Linked DNA regions of Homo sapiens: all the other regions are linked to region 2. Evidence: chromatin contacts called from ENCODE Hi-C or POLR2A ChIA-PET data. All regions are on one chromosome and are shown on one strand. The core of a region is the stretch at or near the end of the contact, and the rest is flanking DNA. Distances in the headings are between cores, read along the strand shown. Region 1 holds the start of TRUB1 (TruB pseudouridine synthase family member 1). Region 2 holds the start of ACSL5 (acyl-CoA synthetase long chain family member 5). Region 3 overlaps MXI1 (MAX interactor 1, dimerization protein). Region 4 holds the start of FHIP2A (FHF complex subunit HOOK interacting protein 2A).

Region 1 (3,531 bases), core at 702-3,201, 2.6 Mb before region 2:
CCATCTCAAAAACAAAAACAAAAACAAAAACTTCCCAAGCAATTCTGACAGCCAATTACAATGACATTTGGAAAGCCCTAGCCTAACTAACATAAATACAAAATAGGCCAATCACAAGCAATATAGAAATCGAGGATAATGAGAATGTCTCTAGCTAAAGGTTCTAGCCTAGCAAGAGCCTTGAAACATTTTAACCAAGATTCAACAAGAAACTTCAGTTCTTAGAGGCAGATTAGCCAGAAGGCCAGAATATGGCTTTGTCAGAAACTTGTCTGAAAGAATGGTAATCATTACCTTAAGGATAAAAAAAAAAAAAAAAGAAAAGAAACCCAGAGTTTAGCTAACAAATCAGGAAAGCAGCAGTTCTATGAAGGAAAACTAAAAAACTATGATGATACCACAATACATATCCTTGATGCAATTCCTCACTTTGACGTCCTCTGTATGACCCATACTTTCAGGCAACAAAGCAAAACTTTAATAAAAGAATAAGTAGTCGTGATACTGGAATTAAACATCTGCAGGAGTGTACCTATTTGCCCATAAACACTTAAATCTGTACTGTCAGTTATAATTCCCATCAGAATAATTTGTTTTTGCATTTTTTTAAAGTGTAAAGTTTTCCATGGGACACTAAACAATGTAAGAAAGTCCCTGTTACTGGTTTAATGGCGAGACAGAATACGGCCAAACTCTGGAGGGCCTTGAATAACCTAACTAACTAGTTTTACCACCACAAGGTGCAGAAATTACTAGGCTATCAGCTCAGTTAAGGTAAGAGAGTTATCTTTCATCTTCAAGTCTCTATAGGCTAGCACAGACCTGGCTTATTGTATATGTCCAATGAACTTAAGGATCCTGGATGCTTTATGTGTGAAATCATCCGAGCTGATTAACGGGGTGATTCTCTAGGCTTTTCTACTATTTTCCCAGTGTACGTGAATAAACGAATCAATAAAATGAACACTCTCAGCTTAGTGGCCAAGTTATATTTAGTGTTCCTCAAATGTGGTCCATAAACTACTTACACTGGAATCACCTGGAGCAACTATTTAGAATTGCAGTTTCCTAAAAATACCCCGAACTCTCCGAATCACAATCTCGGACAGGGCAGGGATTAGGAATCTGTATTTGTACAAGAGACTCTAAGTAATTGTTAGGCCCATTAAAATGTGAAAACGACTATATTAAGTCTTGGTTAACGAAGTATATCTGCATTTCCAATACATTTTGAGGAATGCAACTTTAGGGGTGCAGAACCAGTACTTCCTTTTGGGGTTCATCCACATGAACCCAACAAAAGCCTCCTGAGGGATCGATCAGATTACAGAAAACAGGTCTGCACGCCCAAGGGCAGGGTTTTATTGTGTAAGTACGGGATTTTTTTCCTCCCGTTGAGAACTACAACTGCCAAGTAGGCTACAAGAGTTCGTGCCAGGGCAAGTCCAAGCCCGAGATGCCCGAGATTCCTGTCCAGAGCTAATTCAATGGTCAGTCTCCCTTTCCCCTCCTTTTGTCTCTTGAATCACGAGCGTCGCAAAAAGCCTAATGTGCTTCCCCTCTCGCAGCGACCGCCTCAGCCTGGTCCCCACCCGGGCTGCAGTACCTGCCAGCAGCTTCTCCTTCAACCGATTCAGCAGCTCGGCTGAAGTGGGCCCTTTGGGCTTGTGCACGGCGAACACGCCGCTCAAGGACAGCAGCTTGGTAGCCAAAGCGGCCTTGGAGACCCTGGCTTCGGATCCGGTCCTGGCCGCGGCCGCAACCACCGCGGCTGCAGCCCTTGCTGACGGGGTCGCAGCCATTGCTGCGACCGTTCCTGCAGTTTCAAGGACAGGGGATGTGTCTGTTTTCAAAGACGGCGAAGACACCACCGCCGCCTCAGAAGCGGCCATACTTTTGTAGCCCAGACCTGTTTCATCGTGGAGGTGCACGCTGATGATGCAACAAGAGTGCGCCTGACAGGACCCTCTTCCTCATACCGCGAAGCTGCGCAGAACGGAGAGGTCGCACGGACTTGTGGGAATTGTAGTCCATGGCCTTCCCATATAGACCAAGAGCTTGCTGTGCCCTTGGACTTTAAATAGAAAATTTTAAATGTTGACTTTTCCTGAGGCTTGTGAAGATCCATGGCTTCCTGGGCTCACTGCTTCATTGATTGTATTGTGCTCTTACATTCAGGTTCAGAATTAGAAGACATCCAAATGTGAGCTCTATTAGAGCAAGGAACTTATGTACCACGTTAACTGAGACATTCCCAAATGCCTCACATGTTGTAGGCACTTAAATAAATATTTGAAAACGTATAAATAAGTATGAATTCTTCAAATTCCCCGAAGAAACCAAGCCAATGGTAAATCACTTGTGCTTATTTTGATGCTCTTCATGCACTCCTGTTCACCCTCCCCAAACCCCCACTGACCCCACTACAATTTTTAATAATTCTGATTTTGAATATCAGCTCTTCTGTGGGTTGAATTCCTTAGTACACTTTGTTTAGATATCAAAAGGTATTCTTGCAATTCATAAACTTTAAACCACTTCCCATTTGAGACCTTCTCCCTAAAAGTTATTCACTCCCTAACAAGATTGAGGAATATTGTTTTGATTCCAGCACAAGGCAGAGTGGAGAAAAATTACTTCTGCACCAGAAACATTAAATGCTATCATAACTATTGTGAGACAGATAAAGTTTGCCCTCATTGTTTTTTAGGTTTCTTTACAACCACTCTTTGTCCTCATCATACTCTTGGACTTTAATATCTAGTATTTTAGTGATGCCCCTTAGCTGCTCACAATCACCAGTTATGGGGTCCCATTTGAACTTGCACCCATTCGTGCAACAGACACATGGCAGAACAATTTATTAAAAGGAAAAAAAAATCTTTGAGGGAGTTTTTTCAGGGTGGAAAGCTGAAACTCCTAGAAGGAAGTCACTTACTCTTGTGGTCTATTATAAAAGCCTAAGCTAACTGAAAAGATTGGCATATCACAGGATTAGTGGACACCTGGCCCTGCTTCAAGATGTTAATTTTTCCACAAAGATGTTGTGACTTCAGAAGGGATGACTGCACCCAAAGGAGCATGGTGTCCATTAGCCTCAGGAAAGAGTTCTCTATTCTTGTGCCATGGAAGCAGAGAGCCAGGGACTTGCAGGGAAGGTTGCAAGGCTTGATCAATGATGACTTGGATGACTCCAAGGCACTTGGAGATTAGAGGCCTTTTCCCAATTGTCCGGACATCAGCAAGCCTCCCTATTTCTCTTGTGGCTCTGGGGGTGAGGGATGCAGAGGGAGAACAGAACTAGGGGTAACATATGATGCTTATATTTGAATTTTCCATCAGCCCAGTGTAGGACCAGAGTTAATCTGATTTAAAGAAAATGAAGAAATGTATATTTCTTGCATGTTTGATTTCTGGGATGCTAGGACACAACAAAATTAATGCTACTCTGCTATTATATCGGCATTCTTGGGATCAGAAGCACCAAGCTTTGTTTTTCTAAGGTAATCAACATCTCCCACATTGGGCAGG
Region 2 (3,341 bases), core at 1-2,500:
CAAGAGCTGAGCCCTTGGCCTCTGGGGAGCCGCCTTTGGACATGGAAGAAAGATGAAGGGCTGGGAGACGAAGTGGGGCCTGTGGCATTCCATCCTCTGGCTCATCTCACGGCTGGAGGAGCACTTGTCATTTGCTTAGTTTCAGGAACTCAGCTCCCCAAGAGGCAACTTCCTCTAGAGGAGAGCAGAGGATGGCAGAGTGGGTGTCGAATCTCAGCCACACTAATACCTCTGAGCCCTTCACCGGGTGCTGTCTTCCTTCACCAAAGGGCTCAGGGCCAGGGGAAGATGAGGTTTTATTTCTTTTTTTTTTATTGACCTCCTCCAGTAAAAATGCTCAAGTTCAGGAAGGTTGAGTCATTCTAAAGGCCCATCAGAGTTGTATTCCTATCAATCCTCTGTGCACATGAGTGACACCCTCAGGATTTCAGGGGGTAACTGAAAGCTTTGGCAACCCACAACAATTCTGCATTATTGGGCAGGCTGTGGAAACTGACCAATCAAGTCTCAAATTCTAGCCACACCACCTTGGAGCTATGTAGCTTAGGCCATGCTGTTTAACAGCCTGGAGACGCACTATGCCTCTGTGAAATGGGAAGGATACCACCTGCTTTATAGGATGAGATACACCAATGAAGTAACATACATAATCTACCCAGAACAGTCCCCAGCACCTAATCGAATATCTGCTGATTCCCTTCCTCTCTGTCTGCCAAATGGGACTCTCTGCCCTCAGCAGCTGACGCACGATCCTTCTAACTACACTGAGACAGAAATTTCTTAATGGAAGATGAAGGAGACCCACATTCTGGCTTGGTGTGCTTTAGTACACTTACCAAAATCAGTGTTCCCTTCCAATTCCATCCCCTGCTAGCATTTGGATAGCTCATATATCTCCACCCCTTTTCCAACTGATTTTTTTCTTTGCCTCCCACACAAGTCAGCTGAGATTACTATTCAACTAAATGTAATTTCATGTTATTAAAGAGCCTTAGGTTGAGCATAACAAATCCCACTTTCTTTCCCCACACCAATCCCCTCCCTACTATCTCACAGATATATTCAATATAGTGCAGGTAGTATCATTGCAGCTTACCTTGGAAGAAGACTCTCCCTTCCTGGGTCCAGGAAGTGCTCCCCTCACAGCTGGCTGTATTGATTCAGCACCACATTCAGGCACTTCTACTCTTTCCACAGCTCCTAGGACTGACTGGGACACACCCGAAGCTACTGTGTACTGTCCTGAGAGTGGCCAACACACTCCCCTGGAACCTTTGAATCTGTCACAACAGAAGTTCAAAGGTAGAAGTTACCTGTTCAAACACTTGTAGTAACCTCTGACAGTAAGAAAAGCAGTGTTGGGCAAAAGATTAAAACAAGAGATTGTTATGCAATGGGCTTAAGCGGGAAAAAAAAAAAAGACGGCCCTTAGTTCAGAAAGCTAACGTTTACCAAGAGAAACCTTCGATAAAGCTCTACCTCAGGGGAAGGAGAAGGGGTAGACAGGGCTTTGCATCTGCTTTGGGGGCACAATCCTTGAGACTGTGATAGGAAGAGGAAGGTCTAGATTACTAGAAGAAAAAGGGCTCCTTGAGATCAGAGTGAGAGAAAAATGAGAAGCCACTTTAATTGGCTCAAGCTATAACTTTAGGATTCAGACTAAGCAGAGGTGTGCATTTGCAGACCAGCTATCTTCTAGAAGGGACCACTGCCCCCTTCAGAATTAGAACGTCTCCAAGACAACCAAATGAGCCAAATCAGTCTAGAGTCTAGGCTGAGAGACAAGCCTAGGACGGTTGTTTTTAGGATTCGGAATCACGAACACAGTCTGCAGCACACATAGTTTAGCAAGGCGCTAGAATAGGAAGCATTGCTTCCTGGCTAACACGGTGAAACCCCGTCTCTACTGAATACACAAAAAATTAGCCGGGCGTGGTGGTGGGCCCCTGTAGTCCCAGCTACTTGGGAGGCTGAGGCAGGAGAATGGTGTGAACCCGGGAGGTGGAGCTTGCAGTGAGCCAAGATCGCGCCACTGCACTCCAGCCTGGGCGACACAGCGAGACTCTGTCTCAAAAAAAAAAAAAAAAAAAGAAGCATTGCTACTGCGTCATGGCTCAGCCATCCTACTCTCTCCTTTTTTTTTTTTTTTTTTTTTTTTGAGACGGAGTCTCACCGCAACCTCCACTTCCTGAGTTCAAGCAATTCTCCTGCCTCAGCCTCTGGAGTGGCTGGGATTACAGGCATGCACCACAATGCCTGGCTAATTTTTTTTTTTTTTTTTGTATTTTTAGCAGAGACAGGGTTTCACCATGTTGGCCAGGCTGGTCTCGAACTCCTGACTTCAAGTGATCTGCCTGCCTCGGCCTCCCGAAGTGCTGGGATTATAGGCATGAGCCACCATGCCCAGCCTCTCTTTCCACTTTGAAGTTCTCTAGTCACCATTCTTGATTCCAAGATCATTAGGACTGCAAGGCATCATTACTAAACAAAAACAGTGGGTAGAAATGAAAGAAACCCTGGAGATGATGTGCAAACTTACTGTATAGGTGAGGCCAGTGAGGCCTTTTCAGGTGAAAGAAGGCTTCTGGAATCACACAACCAGTCGGTCAAGACAGCACCTGACTCAGAGTCATGAGAACCCCTGCAGTGCCTTGGCCCCTATGCTGCCCCATTGATCTGTGTATGTTTAGCTACCAGAATGAAGCCGCGGACCCTCGCAGTGAGTGTTACAGTTCTTAAAGGCGGTGTGTCTAGAGTTTGTTCCTTCTGATGTTCAGATGTGTTCAGAGTTTCTTCCTTCTGGTGGGTTTGTGGTCTTGCTGGCTCAGGAGTAAAGCTACAGACCTTTGCAGTGAGCATTACAGCTCATAAAAGCAGCGTAGACCCAAAGAGTGAGCAGTAGCAAGATTTATTGCAAAGAGCTAAAGAACAAACCTTCCACAGTGTGAAAAGAACCCCAGGTGGTTGCCACTCCGGGCTCGGACAGCCTGCTTTTATTCTTTTATCTGGCCCCACCCACATCCTACTGATTGGTCCATTTTACAGAGAGCCGATTGGTCTGTTTTACAGAGAGCTGATTGGTCCGTTTTGACAGGGTGCTGATTGGTGTGTTTACAATCCCTGAGCTAGACACAAAAGTTCGCCATGTCCCCACTAGATTAGCTAGATACAGAGTGTTGACACAAAAGTTTTCCATGTCCCCACTAGATTAGCTAGATCCAGAGTGTCGATTGGTGCATTCACAAACCCTGAGCTAGACCAGGGTGCTGAATGGTTTACAAACCTTGAGCTAGACACAGAGTGCCAATTGGTGTATTTACAATCCCTTAGCTAGACATAAA
Region 3 (3,209 bases), core at 211-2,710, 2.1 Mb after region 2:
CGAGACCAGTCTGGCCAACATGGTGAAACCCTGTGTCTACTAAAAATACAAAAATTAGCCAGGCATGGTGGTCCGTGCCTGTAATCCCAGCTACTCTGTCGGCTGAGGCAGGAGAATCGCTTGAACCCAGGAGGCAGAGGTTGCAGTGAGCAGAGATCGCGCCAGTGCACTCCAGCCTGGGTGACAGTGTGAGACTCCACCAAAAAAAAAAAAAAAAAAAAAATCCTTATTCACTGAGGAAAAAAACTGCAAGTATCATATGATGATGTTTTTCAAGTCTCCAAGGGAGAGAAGAGCTGACATAGAGAATAACGATTCATGAAAGGCATGGTCCTGCACCTCTAGTAAAAGAAGGGAAAGAAGGTTGGGGAAAGTTAAGGCTGCTCTTCTGAATATTATGATGAACATTAGACAAACAGCAAGTAGAAAAAACCTGGTACTGAAACATTTATAGAACTAGACTTAATGGAAACTGATTTTTAAAAATTTAGCTCCTTGGTGGACATTTACTTTATTTTTATTTAACACATACTTTTTAAAAACACATGAACAGCTAATAAAAACTGTAAAGCTGAAACCTTTCCTATTTTAGCATGAGTTATAGTAAAACAAAGTTAGAATTAGGTACTGCAGCAGGAAGTGCCCTGTGAGAAAACTGGAGTCCCCTTGCTGAGAGGGATGGGGTTACACAATGAAGAGTTCCCAAAGTACTTTTATTTTCAAAGACACTTTGAGTTCTGTTTTAAAATGAGATTTTAAAGTGGGTTTTGCCCAGGGGAAAAGGTAATTCCCAGCCACTAACCCTGTTAGAGAGAAGAGTCCTATCAAAATTAACCACACCTTCAAAAAGGGCAAGCCCCTTGTGGGATAAAGAACAATGAGAGTCTGTTTGGCTTTTATTTTGGTAGATTGGTATCATTTTTCCCTGAAGGAACCAATGCTCCTTTTGATTTCAAACTCTGTAACCTCTACTGCCAAACTGATGTACCACAGAACATGAAGGGAAATGATTTTGGTATAAAATGGCCTCTACTAGTAGCTGTGCTATTTTAAAGCACAGGTATATCAACTATAATAGGAAGCGCACACTGTTGTGGGAAGAGAGAGGAAAGAATACCCTTTCGGAACAAACTCCAAGTATCATTTGATTATGTTTTTCAAGTAGTCTTTCAAAACTCTAATACCCCTGTCCAACAATAATAGATCTAACCCCCGCCTGGCCCCACAAACGATCCACTGGCTGATGCCTTTGGAAGCATGGTCCTTCATTGGAACCTGCTTGTCTTTCATTCTTCCACTATAGGATACCTAGACTTTACCAGATAACTAAATCAAAATGGAAAGCAAGTCAAGTGATGGAGACAGTGCTTATATTTTCCGCTCTGCTGAATGTTACGTAATGAACTATGAGTCCTCTCATGAGCCACATTCTTCAAAGCTGCAGTGGCTTGTGGCCAGGTTTCTCAACTCCCAACACACACTCCTGCACGTGACAGCAGCTAGCTACTTTTCCTACACATATATACCAAAGTGTCTCTAAAACTTAATGTGTTGAGAATCTTCTGAAAACCCAAATTTATCCCCCCAAAAAACCCTGCCTGCCTGTTTTCCTAATGAAAAATGACATTAAAAATGGATCCTGATATATCAAAAGCATATTGTGGTTCATGAGTTTTATTTACTAAAACATGTATGATCATATTCTGCTGTTCAGCTTATTCGGTTCATGAAATAAGAAAGCTAAACAAAGGCCAGGCACGGTGGCTCATGCCTGTAATCTCAGCACTTTGGGAGGCCGAGGCGGGCGGATCATGAGGTCAGGAGATCGAGACCATTGTGGCTAACACGGTGAAACCCCATCTCTACTAAAAACACAAAAAATTAGCCAGGCGTGGTGGCACATGCCTGTAGTCCCAGCTACTTGGGAGGCCGAAGCAGGAGAGTTGCTTGAAACTGGGAGGCGGAGGTTGCAGTGAGCCGAGATCGCATCACTGCACTCGAGCCAGGGTGACAGAGCGAGACTCCATCTCACAAAAAAAAAAAAAAAAAAAAAAGCTAAACAAGCTATTTCTACAAAATGGCATTTGATAATCGTATGTTTCACCTACAACTCATATATTATCTACTTCACAGAAAATAAACAGACTGTTAACTCCCAGGTAGTAACGTGGCAAGTGGCAGGTCCCTAGTGTCAGATCTGATTGTGGTAGTCATGGGACTCAATGATGACAGAAATAAAAACTTAGGAAAATAGCTGGGACTCTCTTCTCACTTTTCAAAAAAGCAGCTTTCACTTAAATAGCCTTCTTAATTGGTATCTTATAAAATAATCAAATAGAAATATTAACAAGTGGTATAATAAAGCTGCAAATTCTACAAATTACATATAATATATAATATAATAATATAAATTATTCTGTCACATTGTCAGCCTCAGCATGAAAGGGCTTATCTGTATACAAATAAGAATTAAAATGGTTGAGATGCATGTTACTTATTCTTGGGAGACTTTTTAAAACCACTTTCTTTCAATAAAATATAAATAGTTCTTAGCATAGGCTATATATACCTCTAGAGGTATTCAACACTGAGCCAGAGGATATTTGAAGCCACAGGGTTATACTATCCTTTCCAGAAGTCATAATTTTTTCAAAAATTTGGAAGAAAAATATTTTATATAAAAACAAACACAGATAATGCAAAATGTGTTTTTAAAAGAAGACTTCAAATTTCATATTATTTCAGACAGGTTGAGTATTCCTTATGTGAAATGCTTAGGACCAGAAATGTTTTGGATTTCTCATTTTTTCAGATTTTGGAATATTTGCATTATACTCAGCTGAGCATCCCAAATCCAAAAATCCTAAGTCTGATATGCTCCAATGAGCATTTCTGTTGAGAGTCATGTTGACACTCAAAATGTTTCAGATTTTGGAGCATTTCAGATTTGTGGACTTGGGATGCTCAACCTGTACTACATCCCAGGGCCTCCAGGAATCTATGTTCAAACTGCTACAGCAAATCACAACACATCACTATGGACTTTGGAACATCATTTTTGACTCATGGCTGGGATTATGTCTCTCAAAGGTTTGGAGAGGGAAAAAGAAGGGACAGGGGAGAAGGGAGAGAAGATATGGAAGAGAGAGGAAAGGGAGATGTAAATTAATGATGACAAAATAGTCACATATTCTTTCTCAAACTACACA
Region 4 (3,148 bases), core at 314-2,813, 2.4 Mb before region 2:
CCTCCGTGTAATACTGCTCTACATTTATGAAACCCTGTTTTTCCTGTTTGATACATTTTCCCAAGAGCTTGCCCTAGAGCTAAATTTTTTAACGCTTCTCATGTATCACTTAAATAACAATTGTACTAAAGTTTGTTTTTATTACTGAAGGCAAAAACTCCATTTTTGCCTGCCCATAAAAAATCATTGTTGTATCTGACATTTTTAAAGTGTACATTTTAAAGTGTCCTATCACATAATATGAACATAGGAAGAGAATGTCATGTTAAAAATTAGCAAAGTAATTGTTTCTGCACAGAATGCATTTTTCAATTTGGGCAGTTCTCCCAGAATAAAGTAAACAAGTGAAGCAACTAGCATTCTTACTAGAACAGTGACAAGGCATTTTCTTTTTAGTTTCTTTTCACTTATTAGTCTACTAGGATACTTGAATACTGTCTCTATGCTGGTGTCTAAAACCCTCAAAGGAGAGTACAATTGCAGGATAAACGAAGAGTGTCCAGGAAGAGAACTAGACAAGAAAGGAAACAGATGGTCTCTGGGCTCGGTGAGCTTGGAAGCTGTCGAAAGCAAACTCGACTGGACCCTCCAAACTCCTATTTCAGATCAATACATAAGGTTCAGCTGAGTTCGGCCTCCAGGCCCAAGAAAGCAAAAGCCAGCAACCCGGGGGCTGGTCGGCGGCTCCCTCGCCAGGGACGCCCCACAGCGAGACCATGCCTCTCCCACCTCTACCCCCGAAAACCAAAACAAAACAGAACCAAGCCCAAGCGGTGCTTGCTCGTTTCTTTTGTCTTGCTCAACGCTGACCACTTTTTTTCCGGAGAAGGTTAACGTTAAGGGAGCCCGGGGGAGCTCTCTGCGACCCCGCCAGGTGCTCCCCGAACCCCCGGCCCCATCAGAGGAATGAGGCGACCACCGAGCGGCGTTGGGCGGCCAGGTCCTCCCCGGCACCCCCGCCCCGGCTCCTGGAGGAGGGCAGGGACTGCCGGCCTGGGGCAGCCAGGGACCGACGGGACCCCCGCAGAGCCAGGCCCGAGGCCCCGGGCGCCCCCACGACCCGGCGGCCGCCCAGGGCGCCCGCCTGGGGCCTCACCCCAACCGGGGACAGGGCCGCCGAGGGCCGGGCCAAGGCCGCCCGGCTTGTCCCCGAGGCCGCCGGGGAGCGTAGGCCGCCGCCATCCCCGGCCTGCCGTGCGCCCGCAGCCCGCGGCCTTACCGCCTCCACGGCGTGCTGCAGGATGGAGGTGAACTTGGAGAACATCCTGTCCCGGGACTGCAGCAGCCTCTCCCGGGACGACCTGGAGAGCTCCTCGATCCGCCGCCGCCGCCCCTGCTGCGGCTGCCGGGGCCGCTCCAGAGTGAAGGCCGGTGCGGGGCGGGGAGGACGAGCTGAGGATCGAGGCAGGGCCTGGCCCGGCCGCTTCAGGTGTGCGCGGGCGGCTCGGCGGCTCCGGAGGGCGCCGGGACGCGGCGGGCGGCGAGGAGGGCGTTCGGCGAGGACTCGGGGCCCGGAGAAGCTCCGGCGGCGGCACCGGTTGGGACACGGTGGCAGCCCGGCTCGGGTTCCTTCCCCCCGCTCTGCCCGCCGCGGCCTGCAGGGGGCGCCGCCGCAGCCCGGGGAGGCCCGGCCAGGCCTGCCCTGCGGCGGGGCCGCTAGGCGCCGCGGGGGCGGGGGGCGCGCTGAGGCCTCGGCCTCGCGCGGGGCTGGAGGCGGCCTGTGGGCAGCCACCGCCCTCTCCCGGCTTTCTCAGGGCGCCTGGGACACCGGCTTTCTAACATTTTTACAGCTCAGCGATTCTCAAGAGTTTTGTTTCTCCAGTGGAAGTAACAGGCTGACTTTGTAGGGACACGCAGCCGTCCATATATGCGTATAGCATTCAGAGGTTCTTCCTGTAAGGACCGATTTGGAAGACTCGTTAAGAAAACAGTGTTCTTTAAGCAAACATTGGCAATGGATTTAAATGCTCAGATTTTGAAGAAATCAACGACTGCAGGTGAAATGGCTTTGCTAACTTTAAAATATATTATTATTCAACATTGAAACAGGAAATCCCACATGAGCACATGGTAAGACGGCTGGCTTAGTTTAAATAGCCCATTATAATATTTATATATAATATATAACATAATTTATTTGTGATATGGTTGATAGTGAGGTGTAGTGATTCAGAACAGCATTTTCTATTCAGTTATCAGATGATACCGGAAAACATTAGCGAGGGAAAGAATCTGAAAGGAGTCCAGTAAATGCCTAAGGCAGATAAATAGAGCTACAAGGTAAGCACTTGGGTGGAGGCTGCTTAAAATACTCCCTAACAGTGTATTAGTCAAGCCTTGAAGAAGCAGTTCAGGCTGGTAAAGTTTAGGTTGAGTTAATACAAATTATGAAAATATTTGTATCCTGAAGAAATTTGTTTTATGCTGGTATTGGCGTTTTACCAAAAGGTTCATTAAGTTCTTAAGATGAGGTGGGGAGTGAGTTTTGCACAACCAGTGCTGAAAATACGTATCTGGCCCAGGCGCGGTGGCTCACGCCTGTAATCTCAGCACTCTGGGAGGCAAAGGCGGGAGGATCACTTGAGGCCAGGAGTTCGAGACCAGCCTGGCCAACATGGTGAAACTCCGTCTCTATTAAAAATACAAAAAAAAAAAAAAAAAAAAAATTAGCCGAACGTGGTGGTGTAATGGGATTACATGCTTGTAATCCCAGCTACTTGGGAGGCTGAGGCAGGAGAATCCTTGAACTCGGGAGGCGGAAGTTGCAGTGAGCCAAGGTTGCGCCATTGCGCTCCAGCCTGGACAACAAGAGCAAAACTCCATCTCAAAAAAAAAAAAAAAAATACACACACACACACACACACACACACACACACACACACATACATGTATACACACACATACGTTTATACATACACAAACGTATATATACACATACGTATATATACATGTATACACACACACACGTATATATATCTGTAATTGATTCATGGAACAGAGAAAAGGTGGCTGTCATATGGAGTGGTGGTAACTGGCCAGGCTCTGGGGCTGGGTAGCCTAAGTCCCAGCTCTGCCACCCACAGTGGAAAGTTATTTAACTTCTTTGTGTTTTAATTTGCTTATATGTCAAAAGGGGAGAACAGTACCT

What was found. Hi-C counts contacts between places; a loop is a spot of excess contacts on that map. ChIA-PET counts read pairs that join two places held with the same protein, here RNA polymerase II (POLR2A). Pooled maps may share reads with other maps.
Region 1: a loop to region 2 is called in a pooled map, with 14 times the contacts of the local background. The contact joins the promoter of TRUB1 here to the promoter of ACSL5 in region 2. A Hi-C loop is called at or near these places in 6 of 50 pooled maps. POLR2A ChIA-PET finds 5 or more read pairs at or near these places in 2 of 52 experiments (CD4-positive, alpha-beta memory T cell and naive thymus-derived CD8-positive, alpha-beta T cell).
Region 3: a loop to region 2 is called in a pooled map, with 4 times the contacts of the local background. The contact joins the enhancer-like site here to the promoter of ACSL5 in region 2. A Hi-C loop is called at or near these places in 1 of 50 pooled maps. POLR2A ChIA-PET finds 5 or more read pairs at or near these places in 2 of 52 experiments (A673 and T-cell).
Region 4: a pooled map shows a loop between it and region 2 (7-fold over the local background). The contact joins the promoter of FHIP2A here to the promoter of ACSL5 in region 2. A Hi-C loop is called at or near these places in 2 of 37 single-sample maps with no recorded cell type and 6 of 50 pooled maps.

Annotation. Positions count from the first base shown.
Region 1 is chr10:114,936,615-114,940,145 of GRCh38, reverse strand. TRUB1 (TruB pseudouridine synthase family member 1) reads right to left here and starts at 1,951. Exons shown (of 8, transcript NM_139169.5): 1 at 1,607-1,951. The coding sequence starts at 1,892. RefSeq lists an enhancer at 1,580-2,119.
Region 2 is chr10:112,372,025-112,375,365 of GRCh38, reverse strand. ACSL5 (acyl-CoA synthetase long chain family member 5) reads right to left here and starts at 1,250. Exons shown (of 21, transcript NM_203379.2): 1 at 1,097-1,250.
Region 3 is chr10:110,271,887-110,275,095 of GRCh38, reverse strand. All of the region lies in intron 3 of MXI1 (MAX interactor 1, dimerization protein), which reads right to left. Among named protein-coding and RNA genes, the nearest start is that of SMNDC1, 31 kb to the left of the region's middle. Within about 2 kb of position 1,460, at least 10 of the 41 ENCODE cell types and tissues checked have a DNase peak (open chromatin) inside an H3K27ac peak, as active enhancers do.
Region 4 is chr10:114,820,195-114,823,342 of GRCh38, reverse strand. It overlaps FHIP2A (FHF complex subunit HOOK interacting protein 2A), which reads right to left and starts at 1,563. Exons shown (of 17, transcript NM_020940.4): 1 at 1,220-1,563. The coding sequence starts at 1,264. LOC124902508 (translation initiation factor IF-2-like) reads left to right here and starts at 395. Exons shown (of 2, transcript XM_047426127.1): 1 at 395-2,070. The coding sequence starts at 1,242. The coding sequence ends at 1,847. RefSeq lists silencers at 865-1,084, 1,145-1,494, 1,505-1,814 and an enhancer at 659-1,159.